Linked DNA regions of Homo sapiens: region 2 is linked to region 1. A link is a loop called in an ENCODE intact Hi-C map of the cell type or tissue named here. Cell type or tissue: gastrocnemius medialis. All regions are shown on one strand. Links, peaks and the distances in the headings refer to the core of each region. The heading gives the core; the rest is flanking DNA. Region 1 overlaps MAMDC2 (MAM domain containing 2). Region 2 has its middle 30 kb from the start of MAMDC2.

What was found. A loop is a pair of places that touch in the nucleus more often than their neighbours do. Peaks named below come from ENCODE experiments on the same cell type or tissue, not always from the same donor. Only the 100,000 strongest peaks of a DNase experiment are listed, where the experiment ranks them.
Region 2: a loop joins it to region 1, with 3 times the contacts of the local background. A loop is called at or near these places in 4 of 110 quality-filtered maps.

What each region holds. Positions count from the first base shown.
Region 1 is chr9:70,078,242-70,083,624 of GRCh38, forward strand. All of the region lies in intron 2 of MAMDC2 (MAM domain containing 2), which reads left to right. Among named protein-coding and RNA genes, the nearest start is that of MAMDC2, 37 kb to the left of the region's middle. In gastrocnemius medialis, for the core only: no CTCF peak of the experiment used is centred there; DNase peaks (open chromatin) are centred at 2,470 and 3,089; H3K27ac peaks cover 2,051 bases.
Region 2 is chr9:70,011,055-70,016,437 of GRCh38, forward strand. No RefSeq gene overlaps it. Among named protein-coding and RNA genes, the nearest start is that of MAMDC2, 30 kb to the right of the region's middle. In gastrocnemius medialis, for the core only: no CTCF peak of the experiment used is centred there; a DNase peak (open chromatin) is centred at 2,967.

The DNA of each region.
Region 1 (5,383 bases), core at 176-5,175:
AATCTGATAACTCCCTCTTACCCCGTTTCTCTCCTTCAGAATGTTCATGTTTTACCTTAGGCCCCTTCAGTGGTATTTTTCAAAGTGCCCACATAATGTTTTATGCTACGTCAACCTAAAGTGAAGAGGCTGAGGCACAAAATATAATTTAAACGTTTCACAAGCCAAGTGAGGACAGCTGCCCAGAAGACTCAGACTCAAGCAACCTTGGGTATGAGCTCCATTGACCTTTGTTATAAGCAAGTTTTTAAAGGTGAAGAAAGGGGACACGGAGTGAACTAACACAAAGTTAGGAATTCTTATTGGTTTACAAAAACAATGTTGATTAGTGATTGGCTATATACATTGTTAAGGTATAGGGTGTGGGTTGTAGTACCCTGTGTAGCATGATTAGGTTAATTTATAGCTATCTGGGCAATAGCAAGCAGTTTCAAGACATGAAAACATAGCTCAAAGCCGGGAGTAGGATGTAATTGCTACCTCCTTTTAATATCTCTCTGGACCTGAAAATTTTAAAGGATTTGCGTTCCTCCAATGAAAATTCTTTTCTTTTCTCAGCTGTTAATTAAGAAACAATGGGTAGCCAAGCCTATCATGCAAGCTGCCATGTCCTGCCAACAAAAATCCTCATCCCCAGGCCTCGCACACTCAGAATTATTGCCCTCCTTCCCTTAGGAATTCTACCTCCTTAGGAAGTGGGGATGTTGGATGGCCCACAGCAAACCCAGCCTGCTTCAGGTGACCAGCTCCAATTGATCTTTACTTCACAAACTGTCCATCTGAGAATCCCAAGACCTCAGGGTTAGCACAGAGGGAGCCATCTTCTGGAATTTGTCTTCACTCCAGCCTCCCCCTAGCTAGTGTGTTTTGTTGTCAAGACACCCAACTGGGTCACCAACTCCTGGCCTCTGATGCACACTCATTGGTAATAAACCATGCTCTACCTGACCCTCCACCCCAAGGGGAAGCCCTGAGATGCTATAGATGACTATTGGCTCACTTACCGTGCATTATTAGCAGAGCTCCCAAAAGAATGAATCTCACTGGCACAGACTGTTGTGTACAAGTATGGATCTAGGATGATTTTCTGATGTTGAGACACAGAAGCTCTCAAAGGGCTTATTCAAGGAACAAATTCATGACATTATAAACTGCTATAAGAATGACCTTAACTATTCTCTCCTACTGAGTGAGCCACCCAGCAGAGCACCATGAGTATAAACAGCCCTAGACTGTCAGATCTTATTGTTTTGTTGATGAGCACACATGGTCCTTAAGCATACAGTGTGGGTGGTCTGCTGGGGGGTTATGAATCAAAGCCAAGGGGGTTTGCTTTCTGGTCAGCCTCCATGAGTTATTTGTGAGCACTGGACTAATTGCTTCTAAACTGCACATGTAATGGCCACTTCTGAGTTTTTGATAGGAAAATGGCTACTTGTTTATTCTCAGATGTCATAATAAATCTGTCCTTTGCAAACCAGAGACCCAGCATGAACACATGAATGGGTGAGTTTCAGAGGACTTCCCTGGGATCCACAGCTCACTGTGCAACCTTGCAGAAGTTGTTTGACAGGTGTGCCTTCGGCCTGTCCCCAACATAAGCAAAACACACCTGCCCTTTATCTGGCTGAGTGGGAGCATGTGCAGCTGCAGTCGATTAAAACTGAATGAAAGTTTGTCTGCAAACAGAGCTTCTTGGTGGTTAGATGTTGTGTAATTACAAGTGTTATTGCAAAATACTATTCTTATTTACTTTGTGTATGTTGAAACACTTTAAATGTATCATTCATTTTGTAGGGCAGATAGTATTTTCTCCATCTCCTGTTTTTGCTTTAATACACTATTGGTTATTTTAAATGACCAAACCATTCATGCCTTTATGACCATTCAAATAATACAGAATATGGGGGATAAATGACTAATTAATAGATTAATAGTCTTCCTCTTCCCATCTCCTCGAGGTAGCTAATATTATCAAAGCAGCGTGCTGCATGCATCTTTCCACAATCACTCTATGTATGTAGAAACATTATTTTTAAAGCTTATGAAAGTGTACCTATGTTTTTATATGCTGTAGCACTATACATGTATGTGTACATATATCCACACACATTCATGCATGTGACATTTCCAAGTCTATAGAGATCTGCACATTCATACATGTGACATTTCCAGGTCAACAGCGATCTAACTCATTATTTTAAATAGTTGCCTAACAGTCTGTAATATGGATCATAATCTATTTAATCATTTTCCTGTTGCTGGAAATTTTTATTTTTATTTTTTACCTTAAGGTCCTCTGTTAAGAAAAAAGGAAGAAAAAAGTGCCTTGCTCTGCAGTGGTGGGGTTTGCAGGGGCAGTTGGTTGGGCCGTGTGTGTATTTGGGAGTATTGTTTGTTTACACAGTCAGTTTCCTAGGTTTCCATGTGTCATTGCCAATCTGTGTTGAGTTAGCGGCCAACAGCTCTTCCTAAACCACGTCTTGTGGCCAAGTGCAAACTGAACATCGAGGAATGGAAAATATTGCAGAGTTTCTAAATGGTCAGGAAGGTTTTAATCCCCAAACAGGTCTAGTTCCTATTTTGTGAAAAACAGTGTGGAAACACCTAATTTTTAAAAATCCTCCACTGTCAAATGAAGAGAGATTTGGGGTTACTGGTCCGGTTAGGTGCCCTGACTCAGGCATCCCTGGAACATAATACTTCCACAGTAGACTGTCAGCTCACTGAGGTAGGCCCTTTGATGTGTTTTTGTTTTCTGCCTGGCATAAAGTAGGCACTTAATAATAAATGTTTGTTGAGCCAAATGGTTTACATAGGGCTGAAAATTACCTTTTTTTGTTTGATTTTTGAGAGTCTGGCTGAAGAGAGACTGTCAGCTGTTTGTTTGACACAAAGGAGAGAGCTTGATGGGACAGGGAAGGGGAAGAAGGGCAGGCCAGGAGTAAGATTTAATTTGGGAGTAGGCAGGGAAGAGGAAAATGAGGTAATGTGGTTTGGTCTAGTGATAGATGATAAGTCAGATCTTGAGGATGTTTATCTTGGGCTCAAGAGCAATGGAAAGCCACAAGAACCGTCCTGGAGGGGGAGGGAATGTCCAAATCTGTGAGTGGAGAGCTGACTTAGGCTTTGAATGTGTCATTGTAATTGATGACCAGGGAGGCACTGTCCTCTCCTGCCCCTTGCTTGGGATGAGTTTGTTATACCTTATTTTTATAGTCCTGCCAGGTCTCCATGCACCAAAGCATATTCAGAACAGCAGAAACAAAACTTTAATGTTTCGTATTATGAGTTTGTCTGTAGTATGGTTTGTGTGTGTGTACATACCACACATTTCCACAGATAGACCAACACAAGTAAAATTAGGGGATATTAAAAAACCCTTCAAAAACAATGAAACTGCCTTACAAATTCTCAGTCTTCTCCAGACTTCTCTGAAGAACTCAAGACTTCTCTTGAAGTCTTGGTGTCTTCGAGAGACTTTTAACCAATCTCCCAAAGAGTGTAGAAGCTTGTGGATAGATTCAGCAAATTGAAGGTCCCATAGTCATCATATGAGCTAGCCCCAGGCTCAATCCACTAAGCGAAAGAAATTTCATGAGATCTTTTTTTTTCTGGAGGCCCCCTGAGGCCATTACTTCCTCCTGGGAATATCTAAGGAAGCTAACCAATTACAATCAAATCACCTAATTCTTACCCGTCACCTACTGTGCCTATGCCAGATGTTCTTACCTGTGATAATCTTATTTCCAATAAAAATAAAAGACACCCTGCCTGGACAGAACAGACTGTCACAGCTCCAGTGTCATCCACAAGATGAGTGTGGCTTAGGCCTGTGGGGCAGGGAAAATAAAAGAGAAGAAACAAATGCATACAGGAATTTCCATCTTGCTTCTTGATACAGACTGTGAAGTGTTAGGATATACAGAATGTGGCTGAGTCCATGAGTTTACAACCAGCCTGGGCAACATAGCAAGACCCTGTCTCTATAAATAAATAAATAAATGATATAGAGAACATGGAATAATAATATCCTCTTAAATGATTGCTGGGGAGCTCAGATAAGATGGTGTGGGTAACAGCCCTTATGTAAGCTACAGAAATCTCTATGAATTATAGTTGTTCTGGAAATGTCAAATTCATTAGGTAAAAAAACTCTTTTAAAAAAGGCATCTTCAAAAGCCAAGCTTCAGTCTAATATAATTTGCCCATGGAAGTAAGTCTGTAATTCACATATTTAAAAAGTGAATGAAAGGATGGTCTTTCATTTAATATCACTAGTTTTTTATGCTTTTACTCAATTGTTCCTAGTTTGGAGTGCTATCATCTTCTAACCTCTGCAAGACTATTGGGGTATTTTTAAATATATATATCCTCTACCTTATAATCCGATAAATTAAAGAAGTGGCTGGACTTCTTATCTGAAAGGAAAGTCAGGTGTGATTACAGCCTTATGTCCAGAAAGCCTGCTACAAGTGACTAGCCCAGGTTTGGGTCTGTTTCTGGCATAATTACTGTTGGAGGGCTGATGAGAGAAAAGTGTCAATCATGGAAGTTACTTGCCTTTGAAGAGAGGCAATTCCTTGTTCTTTCAGACCTGCAAGCTTAAGGAGCAACTTCCTCTATCTGGTTCACTCTTGGCGCATAATACAATGCCACCTGCAAGTCAGAACTTTCTAATAAATGCCTCTCCCCCACTACATTGTCCAAAAGGAATGTTGAAAATGTAAAAAAAATTAAGATACAATGGAAATATTCTAGAAGACACTACCTATCATCTGTAAAATTTCAAAGCATGTTTAGCGCCTAGCATCTCCTGCTAAAGATGGAAAAAACAAAAAGGAATCATAGGACATTTTATTTTATAAGTAAAATCAGAAGGCATAATAGCCAACCTGGCCAACTTTTGAAAACTGTGGAAGGCAGCAGTGGCTGCTATTGTCTCATTTTCAGATATGAATGGGTGGTTTGCCCACTGTTGCCCTCCCTTCTCTCTTTATATTGTACCACTGATGTTTAGCAGTACTATAATAAATCAATATTTTCATTTTACAGTGTATATCTATGGGATTCTCTCATTTTCATTTTTTAAAGTTATATTTGTTTTGTACTAGAGTTTTGGAAAATAGTTCATATATCGTTGCTTTTATTAAAAAAAAAGTGTTGCTCATTCTATAGCTAAAGCAATTAAGGGATCCATAGTTCAGTGAAAATTTTTTTTGCATGGATATAATATGTCTCCTAAGCCAAAGCAAGTCCTGTCCAATCCACCACTTATGACAATCTATTCTGTATAAAAGCAATAAGTCACATGTCAGAAGGGAGTTGTAACTGAAGAGAAGGATGGCACTTCTCACTGAAAGAAGCCAGAGAGCTCCAGGTC
Region 2 (5,383 bases), core at 297-5,296, 67 kb before region 1:
AGAGTGAATTATTTCATACCAATTGATATGTTACTAAGATTGACTTGAATGGGGTTCTACTGGATTGTCCACATGCAGGCAAGCTCAGGGAGGTTAGGTCATGTATTTGTAAGTATTTTAAACCTAGGGATTTGCTGCTCAAAGAAGGTTTTTTTTTTGTTTGTTTTTTGTTTTTTTTTTTTTTGAGTGAAAAGTGAATTTGACTAGGAGTCTGAAGACCTGGGTTTGGAAGCCAGTTATGCTAGGAGGGAGTTGCTTGAGGTTGTATTTTCCCTTTTTGGGCCTCATTTCTCCATCTGTGTAATCAGATAGTGACACTAGCTAGCAAGTCTCTGGATTTTCTTTTGGTTCTAACACTCTAACTAGTATCTTGTGATTCTAATTATTTCTTCTATCCTCTTTCCCATACATAGATCCCTGATAGCAGTATGTGGAGAGGGGGACTTGCAAGCTGGCCCATGCTTGGGAATTAAGCACTGGTCTATTTATGACTAGTCCACCAGCTGTGGCCTCTGTCACCAGGCTACTTCCTGTCTTGGACTTGTCACCTATAAACCTCACTGAGCGTGCTCATCATTCCTTTTTCTCTTGAAAAAGCCACTCACTTCTAAGAGACTTCAAATTTTTTTTCCTGAATCATAACCTCTCCACCCTCTAGTAAGGGAGAGGCTAGTACAAAAGTTTCCCCTTTCTGTGCTAAGTACCTAATTCTAGACCTCAGTCTCAAACTACGTAGGGGAAATTGTCTACTTGGAAACCTGTTAATATAGCCTTATGAGACAAGCCATATTTTTATTTAGTGATTTTGAGATCTGAAACATAAAAGATAACTTTAAAAATACTTTTGACACTTTAAATTTCATTTTTGGTTCCAAAAAAGCAGCTAGTACATATGAACTTACACTTTTAGAAATACGCTACATATGATCAGCTATGCTTTCTGCTGATCTTTACCCTTCTATAGTTCCTTGGGCTTTCTTTATAATGGGATTCTTTGGTCCTAGAGGAAGCATTTTACCCAGGAAATGAAAGTCTGCTGTTTTCTCTGACAACCTTTATTTTGTATTTCTTTGGGATAGATTCCTGAGTCATGTAACCAGTGAAAAAACGCCAAAGTCTTTTATTAAAATCTCGCTGGAGTCTGTGAGACAGCAAAGAATTACAGCAGCGTTAGAACACTATTTGACCTAAAAGGGTTTGACTGTTCTAGAATCCAAATTCTCTCTATACAGATAAGGAAACAGACCTAGAAAGGCAAAGTAACTTGTCTGGGGTCACAGAAGTTGCAAGGAACACAAAAGGAGAAATAAAACATTGGTCTCCTAATTTTTAGCACACACATGTTTAGGAGGGTGGGAAGGTAGAGCGAATGGAACAAATCCTTTTGGTGACCTCATGCTCTAAGGAAGCTCATTTTTCAATGTTGCATTTTAATGTTTTGTTATCGCTTTATATTTTAACATTTTGCATTTTAACATTTTGTTATTGTTTTATATTTTAACAAAAATCTCCAGCGTTATAAAATCATCTCCAACATTATAAAATATATCTAATATTTATTGCAAGAATATCTTCTCAGACCAGGATAGTAAACTCAAATGCCTCAGGGGTCAGGCAGGGAGTGGGGAACAAAGCCAACAGGAATGGGCACTTCTGGCAGAGCCTTCCAGTCTCCCTGCCCTCCCCCTTTCTCCTTCTCTGACACAGACAAAGCACTGGACCAATAGAACAGTGCTGCCCCTGGGTGACCAATGGACTCCTCCTAATGGTGACTGCAGGTTCTTTTACTGTAATATATACAAGGAAGGATTCCTTCTTCACCAGCTCATCCCCAGCACAGTACCTTCAATTTCATAGGTAGCCAATAAATATTTTTTCAGTGGGTTAGTGTTTAAATATGTATTGAGACTGGAAGTTTAAATTCAATGTAATCGTCTGCTTTTGTGAAGATAAACTAGTTCAGATCTTGAGGAAAATTTTTCTAAAATTTACTATGTAGAGTGTGCCAATTCTTAAACTGTGAGTACCTTGGGAAGGCCATCAGTCATTCACATTTTTTTTTTTCTTTTTGAGATGGGGTCTTGTTCTGTCACCCAGGCTGGAGTGCAGTGGTGCTATGTTGGCTCACGGCAACCTCCTCCTCCCAGGCTCAAGTGATCCTCCCATCTCAGCCTCCTGAATGGCTGGGACCACAGGCACAAGCCACCATGCCCAGCTAATTTTTGTATTTTTGGTAGAGACAGGGTTTCACCATGTTGTCCAGGCCAGTCTTGAACTCCTGAGCCCAAGTTATCTGCCCACCTCGGCCTCCCAAAGTGCTGGGATTACAGGCATGAGCCACTGTGCCCAGCCAGTCATTAACAACTTAATGTGAATCAATCGCATTTGCTTTGCTTTCTTCCTCAATTGCATTTGGATGGAGGATGAGGTAGAGGAAAAGAAGAATCTTATGCCTGGCATGGGGACTGGGGAGGCTGGCCTCACTGCAAAAATGGACGACAGGAAGAAAGGGCTTTGGAAGGCAGAATGAAAAGCAGAAAGAAAGATGAGGGTAGTAAACAGTGCCTATTTCACAATTTGGTTTAAGGCTGGCATTGCAGGATTCCAATATGAAGGAAATGGGTTCACTTTCAGATGCAGATGACTCATAAGCAAGCTCATTATAAATCCTTTGGAAAAAAAAGTGGGCCCAGTATTCTTTCTTTATCTGAATCTTTTTCTGCTTGCAAGCTCAATCAATCTCTTTCTCTTTCTCTCTGTCCAAACCACTATACCAGATAAACATATTTCCCCATTTATCATTGAGGCCAGGTATCTTCAGTTACATCACCATCATTTCAACCACAACACAGCCTGGAGTTCATCACACCCCATCGGGGCTTCAGGCAACCTGCCTGACACATGTGTTTGGTTAGAGGGAATCAGGAGCAGAAGTGCTCTGAATTGCACTTTTCAAAACCTGTTATGCACTCGTGCCAACAGATGGGGAAATTTTCCTTCCAAAGCTGCCAGGAAGAGCCTCCAGCTGTTTTCACTGAGCTAAAGTGCACCTGCACCAGAGGCTGCTTGTTATAGCAGCTGCCAGGATGTGTTGGGGAAGCAAGCCACACTTAGCCTCATGCAGTGGTGTCATGGTCAATTGGAAGCCAAGAAGATTCAGAGAAAAGGATGCTGGACTTCACACCAGATGACCTGGGTTTAGTTTCTAGGCCTGCCCTTTCTTCACAGGTGTTTTTGTTGTTGTTGGGTTTTTTTTTGTTTTTGTTTTTGTTTTTTTTTGAGACAAAGTCTTGCTCTGTTGCCCAAGCTGGAGTGCAGTGGCGCGATCTTGGCTCACTGCAAGCTCCGCCTCCCAGGTTCACACCATTCTCCTGCCTCAGCCTCCTGAGTAGCTGGGACTACAGGCGCCCACCACCACACCTGGCTAATTATTATTATTATTATTATTTTGTATTTTTAGTAGAGACGGGGTTTCACCATGTAGCCAGGATGGTCTCAATCTCCTGACCTTGTGATCCGCCCACGTTGGCCTCCCAAAGTGCTGGGATTACAGGCATGAGCCACCGTGCACAGCCCACGGGTGGTCTTGAGTAAGTCCCTCAACCTCCCCAGCTTTAGCCTCCTTGTCTATAAATAGATTCTTACCCCTGCACTGCTTCTCAATTATAGCTGCTATTTCTTTAGCTTCTGGCCTATGCTTTTGAGACAGAGTCTCACTCTGTCGCCTACGCTGGAGTGCAGTGGCGTGATCTCGGCTCACTGCAACCTCTGCCTTCCAGGTTCAAGTGATTCTTCTGCCTCAGCTTCCCAAGTAGCTGGCACTACAGGCATGAGCCACCATGCCCAGCTAATTTTTATATATTTTTTAGTTGAGATGGGTTTCACTATATGTTGGCCAGGCTGGTCTTGAACTCCTGACCTCAGGTGATCCACCGACCTTGGCCTCCCAAACTGCTGGGATTACAAACGTGAGCCACTGCACCCAGCCTAACATAAATTTCTTAAATAAGCAGCCAATAGAGTCTTTTCAGGCCAGTGTCAAAACTGAACCATGCAAGATTTTCTTCAATATTGTAAGGAGGTTTTAGTAATAGGGAAAAGAAGATGTGGGATTAATTTCTTCCATGCCAGCAAAGCATGCTTTTTTCAAATCCCTGTTTCTTCATGGCTTCCAAGGTATCTGCAAGTCTTTCTTCTACATACACCTCTCTGACTCATATGGCCAAGTGGAAATTGCATACTTTACAAAAGAGTTACCCAAACCTGGGTTGGAAACTCAGCTCAACAACTGACACACGTGTGTGCCAAGCAAGTTAGTTAACTTCTATATCTCCTGACAATGGAGGTGATAAAACCTAAAACCTACCTCTTGGGAAAGGTAAAGAGTTAATATATGTAATGTGCTAACACCAAGTAGAACCATATGTAGCTGGTGTGTGTGTGTTTGTGTAGCTACATGAATGAAATGCATTGATGGGGTTCAGGACATGTTACTCAAAAATATGGCAGCTTGGCATTTGGAAAAACAGCAGAAGCAGGAAGATCACTCTCACTTTCCCTTATTCTACTCCCCTAAAGCAGGTCATAAAACCTTCATTCCAGAGGTGCTCCCCTATACCCACAGGAAAGGAATGTCCTTGCCTCTAGAGACACAGAGGCACAGAGAAGAATCTGAACAAACAGGCCTTGCTAAGATCCTCCCAGTTTATTACCATTAGATCATACACTCTTTGTCCAAACATACTTTGCCACAGCTATCCACTTCTTCATTAAACTTAGCATAAAAATACATAGGTTTCCCTGTTTCTTTGGGTCTTAAGCCTCCTATATCATGTAAAACTTAAATACACTTGTATGGTTTTCTCTTGTTTCTACCTTTTGTTATAGGGGCCTCAGCCATAAACCCAGAAATTAGTGAGGAAAGACATCTTTCCTCCCCAACAGTAACCTTGTGTCTATATGGCTTTACATAATGCTGTCACTTCAGTTCTTCTCATTTTGATGAGGATATTTGATATAAGCATCTTTTTCTAATTGCAGGGACAACTTGGACTTTTATACTGATCCTCATGGTACAAATGGAGTTGTCCAGTTAAAAAAATAATTCCTAAAAGTGGCCTTTTGTTCAGACGTTGTAGTGTTACTGGTTTTGTTTTGATTGTGTGTGTGTGTATGTATGTATGTGTGTGTGTGTGTATCTCCTAATCTTTTAGTTCTTTCCATTGCCACAGTTTGTCTCCTGCAAGCCTCTACGAGAAGTGGTCCTGGTGGCTGTCCAGTTGGGCAGTTGATGGAGCTGCTCCAACTCCCTGATTTCAGAGTTTCCACTGGCCTCTCCACCATGCTCCTTCAAATATGTCCTTAGCTAGTTTAGTACTACATG